Linked DNA regions of Homo sapiens: region 2 is linked to region 1. Evidence: chromatin contacts called from ENCODE Hi-C or POLR2A ChIA-PET data. All regions are on one chromosome and are shown on one strand. The core of a region is the stretch at or near the end of the contact, and the rest is flanking DNA. Distances in the headings are between cores, read along the strand shown.

What was found. A loop is a pair of places that touch in the nucleus more often than their neighbours do. ChIA-PET counts read pairs that join two places held with the same protein, here RNA polymerase II (POLR2A). Pooled maps may share reads with other maps.
Region 2: a loop to region 1 is called in a pooled map, with 3 times the contacts of the local background. The contact joins two enhancer-like sites. A Hi-C loop is called at or near these places in 2 of 50 pooled maps. POLR2A ChIA-PET finds 5 or more read pairs at or near these places in 3 of 52 experiments (B cell, PC-3 and WTC11).

What each region holds. Positions count from the first base shown.
Region 1 is chr11:113,893,482-113,899,394 of GRCh38, reverse strand. It overlaps a transcript of HTR3B not described here. Among named protein-coding and RNA genes, the nearest start is that of HTR3B, 8.4 kb to the left of the region's middle. RefSeq lists a silencer at 3,421-3,621. Within about 2 kb of position 3,759, at least 2 of the 41 ENCODE cell types and tissues checked have a DNase peak (open chromatin) inside an H3K27ac peak, as active enhancers do.
Region 2 is chr11:114,073,866-114,080,048 of GRCh38, reverse strand. All of the region lies in intron 2 of ZBTB16 (zinc finger and BTB domain containing 16), which reads right to left. Among named protein-coding and RNA genes, the nearest start is that of ZBTB16, 17 kb to the right of the region's middle. Within about 2 kb of position 4,033, at least 14 of the 41 ENCODE cell types and tissues checked have a DNase peak (open chromatin) inside an H3K27ac peak, as active enhancers do.

The sequences.
Region 1 (5,913 bases), core at 2,510-5,009:
CAAACATTTAATGAGTAGAGTCCCATATGAAATTTCTGTTACTCCACAGTGTTTTCCTCTGAAATCAATATCAAGCTAACCACAGAGGAGGCACCTCAAGTCCAAAGACACACTCAGCATTCGATTTTCCTCTAGCTTAGAATTTCATTTTTAATAATAATGCACATTTTACGGTCCTTAAAAAGTAAACAAATAAACAAGGGAATGGAGTCCCTCATGGTTCTGGCCTTTCGTGGTTTTTGTGTCATGGTTTTCTATGGGAGGTCATAGAGCATAAGATATAAGGTCCCAGGCCTTCAAGTCAGACTTACCTCATTGTGCATCCTAGCTTCATCGCTTGCTAGATGCTCATGGCCTTGGTCAAACTCCTTACTGCTTCTAAGCCTTAGTTTTCACATCCTTAAAGAGGGTTTAAACAGCATTGAGTTAGTTTTCTACGGCTGCATTAAAAATTACCACAAATTTATGGGCTTAAAACAGCACTCATCTAGCTCACAGTCCTGTAGGTCAAAAGTCCAGGAACAGAATGAACAGATCTGCTCAGGGTCTCACAAGGCTGAAATCATGGTCACGTGCTGGAGCCAGCTCTCACTGATCAAAAAGACCATTGTTTTTTCATTTGTTTCCAGTGATATCAGTTGGTAAATTGAAATCAGTCAGCCAGGAGCAGTGGTTCACACCTTGGAAGCACTTTGGAAGGCTAACTCAGGCAGATCACTTGAGCCCAGGAGTTCAAGACCAGCCTGGCTAACGTAGTGAAACCCTGTGTCTACGAAAACTACAAAAAAATTGCTGGGTATCGTGGTGCGTGCCTGTAGCCCCAGCTAGCTGGGAGGCTGAGGTGGGAGGATCACCTGAGCTTGGGGAGGTCAAGGCTGCAGTGAGCTGTGATTGTGCCACTGTACTCTAGCCTTAGCAACAGAGTGAGGCTCTGCCTCAAAAGAAGAAAGAAAGAAGGAAAGAAAGAAAGAAAGAGAAAAAGAAAGAGAGAGAGAAAAAGAGAAAGAAAGAAAGAGGAAGGAAGGAAGGAAGGAAGGAAGGAAGAAAGGAAGAAAGAAAGAAAGAAAGAAAGAAAGAAAGAAAGAAAGAAAGAAAGAAAGAAAGAAAGAAAGAAAGAAAGGAAGAAAGTCATAATGACAAAATTTGTCACATGGAAATCAGCAAACACTCCCACCAGGACCCCTCCCACCAGCTGTTTTCAAAACATCTAACTACATGCTGTGACCACTCCCTTGATCTTACAAGGCCTCATATATTCCTACATTACAGTACTCATTCAGGTGTGTTATAAGTATTTGTTTACTTTTCTGTCAGTCTAGAATTTGGTGAATACCTTGAAGGTGGAGCAATGTTGTGTTATTCAGCTTTATATCTCCATCGTAGAGCTTGGCACCTAGTAAGTGTTCATTGAGTGTTCCAGAAAGATGGGAGGAAAACAGGGAAGAAAGAATTAACAAATGAACAGAAAAGAATTCTGGCTTATGCCAGAAAGATGATGCCAAGAGGAATCCAGCCTTTTCATAACCACATCCAAGATGAGATACACTCACCACCCATTTCACAAAGGATGGGTGAGAATGACAACTTGGTTCTGAAGCAAGATTGCCTTTATTTGGTTTGCTCCAGAACCAGGGAGCAATTAGTGCAAAAGACAAACATGAGACACCGGTGCAGGCAGATCATGAGTCCCTTTGACTCACTCAGAGTGTACTCCAAGTTCAGAGATTTTACAGTCCTTGGGGGTAAGATGTACCCCAAAAGCTAGAGGAAAATAGAAGGTGGAAGGAACTTGGAGGAACACAGAAGCTTGCTGCTTCTGTTTACGCTCCCAATGACATCAATTCCAAGAAACCGCTTAGTGAGACTACAATATACGACAGACAGTCTTACCCTGTACACTATGTTGTTTAGATCTTCTGCACAGATTATGGGCCTTGAAGTCTTGCTGTGCCAGCACTGGGGGATCTCCCCTGATCTATGGCTCACTGTAGGGCCCCCAACATTTCCATTTAGACCCATTTAGACATTTTCTGGGGAAAGGCAGTCAATTACTGCAGCCAGTGAGATGTTCTGGTTCAGGTGTAAATCTCTGGATATTTCCATCTCTGCTATGACTCAAGATGAGGAAAGATCTTTGATCCTTTAGAAATTTATTTATTTATTCATTCATTCATCCACTTAGTAAGTAGGAAATTGTGATAGACATTGACAATCTATGGATAAGAAAGCTGGGGAGAGGTGGATTGGAGGTGACAGATAAGAAATCTTTGAGAGAAACGCCTATAGATGGATGAACTGGAGAGGACCCAGGCAAAGAAAGGAGCCCAGACTTGGAGTGGGAGTAGGTGGAGGCTTTTCACAAATAGCATTTGTGCTGAGTACTGATATTCATCTGAGTGGGGAGAGGGTGAACGGAGCTCCCAGCAAAAGGAATTGCACATGAAAGGGCTGGAGGTTGAGATGAGAGTGCATGGTGCCTTCTGGGAACGGGGTCGGGGGGAGGGTGCAAGCCTCACTTTGTAAAATTGGGGGAAGATAATTCTAGACTCACATGAGTTGAAAGAATTCAAAAGTTCATGATGCAGAGTGTTGACCGGGGATAAAATAGGAAAGTGAAATATTGTATAAGTCTGTATAAGTGCTGTTATTATAAATCTGTCTCCAAATGGCCTATAGCAATTATTCTAAAATGCACAACAGCTGTATTTGTCCCCCTTCTGCCATTGCTGAAATTTACACTGTCATCGCGCCAGGAGGAAGGCTTGGCACTAATAATAGGCTGGCTGAGTATGGCTGGAGTGTGACAGACCCCTAGTTAGAGCCCAGAAAGACTGAGAGCAGAGTGGGGAACTGTAAAGCTCTGAGGAAATTCGAGTTGGTGGCTGTGAATATAATCAGAGCACCACCTTGTGGTGGCTGTCGTGCCTGCCTTAACCAATTCTGCGCAACCCCAGAAAACTATGCCAACTCATTTTAAGTTTTATTATACAGTGCACTTTCAAATGATTTCAAAGTCATTTCAGGCCTCTCTTCATGTCACCACTATTCGTCTTTGCTGTAAATTCTCCTCTTTGCGTTCACCAGCACCAATCCACACCAACCCATTCGATCTGTTTTCACACAGCTTATGACCGGCCAGTTCCTTCCTCCTACCTCCTTACTGCAATTCTTCCAAACTCTTGGTCCCTAGGAGCTCCCAAGTTTCCTGGGAAACTGACTCAGTAACTTCTTTTTTTCTTTTTCTTTTTCCTGAGACAGGGTCTCGCTCTGTCACCCAGGCTAGAGTGCAGTGGTGTGATCATAGCTCACTTCAGCCTTGACCTCCTGGGCTCAAGTGATCCTCCCACTTCAGCTTCCAGAGTAGCTAGGACTACAAGTAAGTATCACCATGCCTGGCTAATTTTTTTTTTTTTTTTTTAGTTTCCCTATGTTGCCTAGGCTAGTCTTGAACTCCTGGGCTCAACTCCTGAGACGCCTTAGCCTCTCAAATTGTTGGGATCATAGGTGTGAGCTACCATGCCCAGCCTCAGTGACTTTTCACAAATGGCATTTATGCTGAATACTGATATTCAGCTGGGTGAAGAGAGGGTGAACGGGTGAAAGTTACAGTGTAACTTTCCTACTGTCTTCCTAAGAATGGGAATAAGTCTTCTGCACATCTGAAAAGTTATAAACAATATTATTAAAAGCCATATCAGGGATTTACTACGAAGATAGGACCCCAGAGGGACTAACTGCGTCTTCTAGTAGAGTAAAGCTCGTCTCTGGCCACCCAGCGGGCCAGTAACACAGTGTCCTGGTAGGCAGACTGGTGTATCAGGTTTCAGAGGATGCCCCAGGGAACAGGACTAGAAGTATATGAGCTCTTTAAAAGCACAAAGCAGTCGTTTCCATGTTCAGATTATTTAGAGATTATGAAGGCACCAACCCTGCTTTCGATCTGCATACAGTCAAGTGGAGCAGACACAAGTCAATAATCGCAGTAGAGCCACTTAAGTTTTCTAAAAGAGATTTATCAGCAGGTTGCAGGTGAACATGGCCTTGAGATAAATCCTGCCCCTTGTTGAAGTACAGTTTCAGTAGATGGTTCATGGTATTTTAAGAATTGGAATTTTTTAATAAAAATAAAAAAGTTTTGTTTGGTTCTGTTCTAGATTTATTTTTCCTCCTAAATAAATGAGAAAGATGTTTCAACAAAGGTTCTTTATGCTGAATAATTGTGATGCTTGAAGGTGGTAATCTGCTTTGTTTAAGTGGATTTTAAATGTCAGACAATTCTAGACAGTTTTCTCTTGGTCAAATAAAAATTTAATTAAAAGTTAAAAAAATTAAAAGCCATATCAAATTTTAATATTGACAGGAGGGATAAAACTCTGTAACGCTGACTGTCTTAGATTAGGTTTCCCTGAAACATACCTATAATAAGGCTTTGTGTACAAGCAATCAATTTTAGAAATACTCCCAATAGAAATTGGGAAAGGGGAGCGTGGTTTCAGCTTGAACCCTCAGGGAAACTTGACAGTGAAAACCACACAAGGGAAGCTGGCCTGCACACTCTCACTCCCACCTGTCAGCTGTTGGCTAAGGGGAACAGGGAGTGAACTCCCAGATATTTCCTGGTCTTTTCCTGGGCAGACAAAGCTTTAGTAGCCAAGGAGACGTCTCCAACAAAAGTCCTAGGTGTGGGCCTTGGAAGCCACAGTGCAGGGAAGCCAAGAGAGGGAGTGCAGAAGAGGAACGGAGGTCTGAAAAGATCTAGAAAGACCACTATCAGTTTCTGTTTCAGAGACAGCACAGACACACGGGAGGCACTAAGTTTCTTATTCCTTCAGAAGACAATTAAGGCCAGGCATCATGGTATCACGCCTATAATCCCAGCAGTTTGGGAGACAGAGGCGGGTGGATCACTTGAGGTCAGAAGTTCGAGACCAGTGTGGCCAACGTGGCGAAACCCTGTCCCTTTTCTTTCTTTCTTTCTTTCTTTTCTTTTCTTTTTTTTTTTGAGACAGAGTCTTGCTCTGTCACCCAGGCTAGAGTGCAGTGGAGCAATCTCAGCTCACTGCAGCCTCTACCTCCTGGATTCAAGCGATTCTCAAACGTCAGCCTCCTGAGTAGCTGGGATTACAGGCGCCTGCCACCATGCCCGGCTAAATTTTTTATTTTTAGCAGAGATGGGGTTTTGTCATTTGGCCAGACTGGTCTCAAACTCCTGACCTCAAGTGATCCACTTGCCTCGGCCCCCCAAAGTGCTGGAAGTACAGATGTGAGACACACCCAGTCTTGAAACCCTGTCTCTACCAAAAAATACAAAAATTAGCTGGGGTGGTGGCATGCATTTGTAATCCCAGCTACTGGGGAGGCTGAGGCACAAGGACCATTTGAACCCAGGGGGCGGAAGCTGCAGTGAGCAGAGATTGTGCCACTCCACTCCAGCCTGGGCAACAGAGCAAGACTTGGCCCCCCAAAATAACAATAGGCCAGGAGCGGTGGCTCACGCCTGTAATCCCAGCACTTTGGGAGGCTGAGGCTGGCGGATCACGAGGTCAAGAGACCAGCCTGGCCAACATGGTGAAACTCTGTCTCTACTAAAAATACAAAAATTAGCCGGGCATGGTGACTGTGCCTGTAGTCCCAGCTACTTGGGAGTCTGAGGCAGGAGAATCGCTTAAACCCGGGAGGTGGAGGTTGCAGTGAACCGAGATCATGCCACTGCACTCCAGCTTGGGTGACAGAGCGAGACTCCATCACAAAAAATAATAATAATAAATAAATAAAATAAAAATAAATTTAAAAGAAGACAATTAAATTTCCAGTAACCTGATGATTAACTTTGCAGAGCCCAAACATACAGAAATACAATTAACACTTTTCTTTTTCTTTTTTGAGACAAGAGTCTCACTCTGGGCCGGCCGC
Region 2 (6,183 bases), core at 2,784-5,283, 180 kb before region 1:
TCTAACAGTGACAGTCCTGGTTTTTTGTTTTGTTTTGTTTTCTTTTCTGTTCTTTTAACAACAGAAGTGCCGCCCCGGAGCCCAAACTCACAGGAGGCCAAACCACAAATGCAGAAACATTACAGCAGTTAAAAGGAGTCTTCCCAGTCCCAGGCAATCCATGGCAGCGACTCCTTCCTCACTGGGAGTCCAGCCATAGTAGCTGGAAATCAAAAGCCCCTTGGCCTTGTCCACTTCCCACCTAAGAAGTGAGGCCAACACTCACCCCAGTGCTGAGCCAACAAGCCTTCCCCACACACCCCTTCCAGAATCTGCCTTCCGAGTCAGACACAGCAGCCGACAGTGCTTATCACTCACTATAGTCAACAGATTTGCTACTGCATTATTTTGACCATTTCCAATAGTCACATCTACCCTCCCAAAAGGCAAAGCAAAAGAATGCGGCACACACTTCAGAAAGAATTCCCAAACATTCCCAAACTCTGTGGGGCTGTGGCAGCATCACAGGATTAAGCAATCATTTATTAGAAATGTGGCTTCTTTAGAACAGCAGTAGCACTTTGCAAATGGAAACTTTTATATTCACAATGTACTAACATTATTCACCTATTATTTCACCAGCTGGCTGCTAGCACAGGGTTAGTACTATCATCAATTTAGCAGTGCCCAAAACAAAAGATTTCACTGGTTCCTTTCATAGTTTCTCCCCGGGCCATAACAGGGCTACAGCGCAATCATACATGTCTACCCAGTACACCTGCACTCTGCTATGCACTTTACACGTTTTTTATCCTCATTACCATGGACAAGGTGGTCATTTTCAAAAGAAAAGTAAACAGGGGCTCAGAGAAGCTAAGCCACTTGCCCAAGACATACAGATAGTAAATTCTGGAGCCTGAGTCTTCATCCAGGGTGCCTCCTTCTTCTTCTTCTTCTTTTTTTTTTTTTAATGAGACAAAGTCTTGGGCTGGAGTGCAACGGCAGGATCTGGGCTCACTGCAACCTCCGCCTCCTTCAAGCAATTTTCCTGCCTCAGCCTCTCCCGACTAGCTGGGATTACAGGCACCTGTAATCCCAAGCGATTTTCCTGCCTCAGCCTCCCCCGACTAGCTGGGATTACAGGCACCTGCCACCCAGCTAATTTTTGTATTTTTAGTAGAGACTGGGTTTCACCATGTTGGCCAGGCTGGTCTCAAACTCCTGACCTCAGGTGACCCACCTGTCTCAGCCTCCCACAGGGTGCCTCCTTCTAAAGCCAACCTTCTTCCCTTCATTCCATACTGTCCCTAGAAAATACCACGCCCGCCCCCTCCTAGAAAGTCTCCTTCTTGAGTGAGGAACCCCCTCCCCCTCAATTCCTGGGCTGTATTTCACTATCTTTAGCATCTCTTGGACTTTGAGCTAGCTGTTTCAACTTCCCAGTGAGTCTGTCCCAGTAGATGCCCCCTGCTCTAAATAGCACCCTCTGCGATCCGCAAACATTACAAGGACATCAAAACAAAGCTATCAGCTGGGTTCCTAGCTTTAGCAGCCAGTCTAAACTCTTTTGTTTGTTTCTCAGACAGCTTATTGACTAGGTGATGAGGTCAGAAGTTTTCTTTTCTCCTTGGCTCTTCAAGAAGCACCTGCAAAGTCAGGGAAGGTAGAAAAAGTCCACTCATTTAAGATTTCAGATGAACATCATTTTTCTGAGCATCAATTGCTTACCAGCCAACAACTTGTAGGGGTGGGAGACGACCAAGGGAGAAAAAGATGGGAACTTAAAAAGCAAAGATAACCTCCACCCTTTCCCATCTTGTATTAATGTGGGCATAGGCAACCCACTTGATGAAATGTTCTCAGAGACTCTGCATGTCCACATGAAGGAGGAGAAAAGTAGGTGAGGGCAGGAAGCTGATCAACCGTATGATAAATGCAGCTGTTGTATGTGACAAGCTACCTGTTTTCTTTCATCAGGCTCTTTCACACTTCTCCAGCCCACTAAAAGAGGGTCCTGGCTCCCCACCTGTCCCCTCCTTCATAACACACCACCCCTCACCCTGACCCCAACAGTTTATCTTTGCATATTGGAAAAACTGGCATTTATCAAGTAATCTACTCCTCATAGGTTGTTAAACAGACCACAGGGGTTATCAGTGGGGCTGATATAGGAAGATAAACAGCAACCTCTTATGCAAATAGCACTAAGAATGTGGGACTGGCCACAGGACAAAAGCAGAATTTAGGAGAACATGAATCTTAACACTTTTCTTCAGTTGCAACCCTGGAAACCCACAGGAACCTGGAGAAGGTTCTCTTGGGTGGGATTTCCCCTCCCTTTCTTGCAGGGAGGGGCAGGTGTGTCAGGAGGTGCAGCCTGCTTTGCAAGGCAAGGTGGCGGCTTCACGTCTGATGAGGCAACTCCTTTCTGTGGCCACAACCTTCTCCTCTGCGCAACAGCCGTTTCATTTTTTCTGAGATTTCGGACCCACTGGAACGTGCTTAGTTCAGGCTGAGGAGGAGTCGGACTAATTGAGAGAAAGAGAAGGTGTTCTCCCAGGTGAGAGTCGGGGGTCAGAGGGCAGTAGGAAAAAAAAATGCATAGAAAACAAGGAGTTCTGGGTTCCAAGATGCAACCCCCATGACCAGGAGATGCTCTTCAGATCTGCCTTTGCTGGGAAAGAGGCGGGAGGTGGCCTGGGGTCCAGGTGGCATCTTTTCAAACCCTTCTCATTATTTAAGGGCAAACTCACATCAAGAACCAAGAGGAGAGTGGCTCCAAGTGACAAAAGAATTACACTTAGAGGAACATAGCAAGCGGCTTCTCACACCAGGCTGCAGGCTGGGGAGGGGGAAAATGGGAGCAGAATGACAGAATCCAGGGCTGGCCAGAATGAAAGACTGAATGGAATAGGCTAATTTACACAGGAAGTAAGCACTTACCAGACCCTTCATCTCAACACACAAAACCCTCGGCCATATCTGGAAGCAATTACATCCAGTTAACATGATCTGCTTGCCACTAAAATTAACTGCAAACAGAAATATTTTTCACTTTTGCAACAGGGGATGCCAAGGTTTGGCCTATTCTCCCCCCCAGCCGTTGAATCTGGCTGCTGGGGAATATTTAGCAGCTACTCAGCTCAAAAAAACAAAAACTACTCTTGTAGCTGTCAGGACACAGAAAGTAAAATAGTGGATAATTATGAAGGGGGGAAAGGCGCGGGAGAGGTGGCAATGAAAACCATTGTGCTAGAAAGTGAGGAAAGGGGCCAGGCACATGGGCCCTATATAGGTCTGCATCCCTGACAAGTCCAGTCTGGTTTTCCACACTGAACTTCAAGGAAAGAAAAATGTTTTTAGAGTCACTCGATTTAGCAGCCGCTTCACATTGTTTTTAGGTACCATCTTTATCCCTTCTGCCAAGGGGGCGGGGGTGGGGGTGGGGGGAATGCAGGGAGGTAGACTCACAAATGTTAGCGGATCCTTAATTTAGCAGATCATTTAGGGGACAACTGTCACGATTTAACTTTTGCATTGAACATTTCCAATCCCTACTCTACAAACGCCTTCGAAGCAGCTTTCACCGGCTCTAAGCGGGGCAAGAGCTGCTTTTAATTTGAGACGTACACAGTTTTTCCACGTAAAGTGAAGAGAAGCCCACGAGGAGGTGAGAACTTGCCTCCGTGAGCGTGCGTGCCCAGAAATGAGCCAGTGGCCCTTTCTCCAAAACTCCAGATCCAGCCGCCCGACTCGCTGGCCACTCTAGTCCTTCGGCTTTGCAATCAGCCCCGCAATCAGATAAGAACTTATTTTTATTTTTCCTTGAACTGCTGTCAACGATGCCATAAATGCCAGAGACAGATGGACAGATTTCTTTTAAAGTTCCTGAGGAGGCGTCATCTCCAAACCCTTCCCCCAGCGGCCCCTCTTTTCTGGGCCAGATTCCGGCATGCTTTCCCCGAAAGTGCAGTTCACTCCTTTGTCACCAGGGGCCTTTAAAACGGCAGCGGCAGCAACAGCAGCAAAAGTAACGCATCCATTTGCCAGACAACTCACAAACATTTTTTCTCAAGAAGAGGCAGGCAGAAAAGTTCCCCTCAAGAATGAGGTCAGACACTGCTGTTCTCTGCAAAAATCACACTTAGAAACATTACTCATGGGAGAAACAAAAGAAAACGAACAACTTAAGTAGCCTTTCTTTAGGACTTTGGGCTATGATGGGGGGAAAACTTTTGGTCTTGATCTGTTAAAGAGCAAAAAAGCACTATGCCATTCTTTTTAATTTTTAAAAACTTAGGCCAGGCGCAGTGGCTCACACCTATAATCCCAGCACTTTAGGAGGCTGAGACAGGCAGATCACCTGAGGTCGGGAGTTCAAGACCAGCCTGGCCAACATGGCGAAACCCCATCTCTACTAAATATATATATATATATATACAAAAATTAGCCAGGTGTGGTGGTGCACCCCTGTGGTCCCAGGTACTTGGGAGGCTGAGGCACGAGAATCACTTGGACCCAGGAGGCGGAAGTTGCAGTGAGCTGAGATCGCGCCACTGCACTCAAGCCTGGGCAACAAAGTAGGACTCTGTCTCAAGAAAAAAAGAAAAAAAACCCTTAATTTTACAATGGAAAAAATACTGAAGTATACACATCCTTTCAAGTATACAACCTGAGGCCACACCACTGGCCGGACGCTGGGCCATGTATTCTCTATACATCACCTACTTAACAACACTGCTCTACCACCAGTATGAATCAGAAGTTATTAACTTCATCTCACAGATGAGGAAGTGAGTGGTGAGGAATCTTGCCACGGTCACACAGCCTCTAAGAGACAGAAGATTAATTCGAACCCAGGTTCAATTCCAGACACAATGCTCTCCAGCTTCTTACCACTTTGCAGCCAACAATCGCAGGAAATTTAGATGCTGCAAGAATGCAAGAAAAAGAAAAAAGAAAAGGAATCCTCCCATGAAATCCACCCACTCCCAGCAACAGCCCCTGCTAGCACGTGGGGGTCTCTCCTTCCCCTTGACCACCCCACACACACATGTACCTAGGCACATACGCTCACAACACGGCTCTGTCACTGCACAGCCGTCCAGGCATGGAAACGGTTAAGTCGCCCTCACTGCATAAATCAAAAGTTCAAGGCTGCAACATACCACAATGATTCCCTCTTTACATATGACAAGAACCAGAGAGGGGCTGAAATCCCAAGCATCCTGCACAGGGTCTCCCCGGCCCGCACAGGTTATGCCGCCAGGGTCAGGGCCGCGGACCTTTAGCGGCAACATTCATTTCCTGAACAGGACAAGTTCTCCTGACCATAAAGCTAATAGGAACTTCCTCGCACGGCGAGCTCCGGCTGACAGGGCTACTTGTCACTGGCCACGCAGGAGGAGAGCACTGGTTCCCATTAGTGGGTTATGATGCCAGGTGCTACTAATAAGGTACATCGGCAAGAAACAAGAGCCTGCTAAGTTGTCTCTCCAACTCTGGAAGTAATCAGGCCTGGGCTTCGGTGTTGGGGAGGGACGTTCCTTAAAGAGATGGGTTGGGGGAGCTGAGGGTTTTGCCATAGTAGACCCCAGCAGCACCTAACCTGCTGAACAGCTTAAATAAATTTCCAACAATCCCTCCACATTTCCCCCAGCTACCATAAAAAGCTCCCCCAAATTAACACTAATAATGGTTGCCCCAGCACTGTGGGCCCGATGGATCACGCTAAGGGCCATTATGGTCGGCCACATCTGCTTCTCACTATGGCAAGGAGAGCCGTGCCAACAGGCCTAATGGCATTAAGATCACAACGCTGAGCTAATCCACTTAGAGCACAACGCCGGGTGAGGGTGGCAGGGGGCTCAGCGGCTCCCTTGTCAGGCTGGGGTCATGAGAGAAGCAGGAAGTAGGGAGGTGGCCTCACACTCTGTGTGCTTTAGGTTACAAGTGATCTCATTAACATACTTTAAAAACCACATTGAGAGGTAGGGGCTAACCTCACTTCACAGAAGAGGATACTGCTGCTTCACAGAGGTGAAGTCATTTGCCCAAATTCACCATGGAGCACTAGTATTCAAACCCAAGTCCATCAGACGTCAGTCTTTCTGCCCCTGCAGTGCCACCCCATCTCCCACTAAGACGATGGTTTGGTGGCACATTTGACTTGTTCTCAGCAAGCCTGGTGGTGGTGGTTTATGT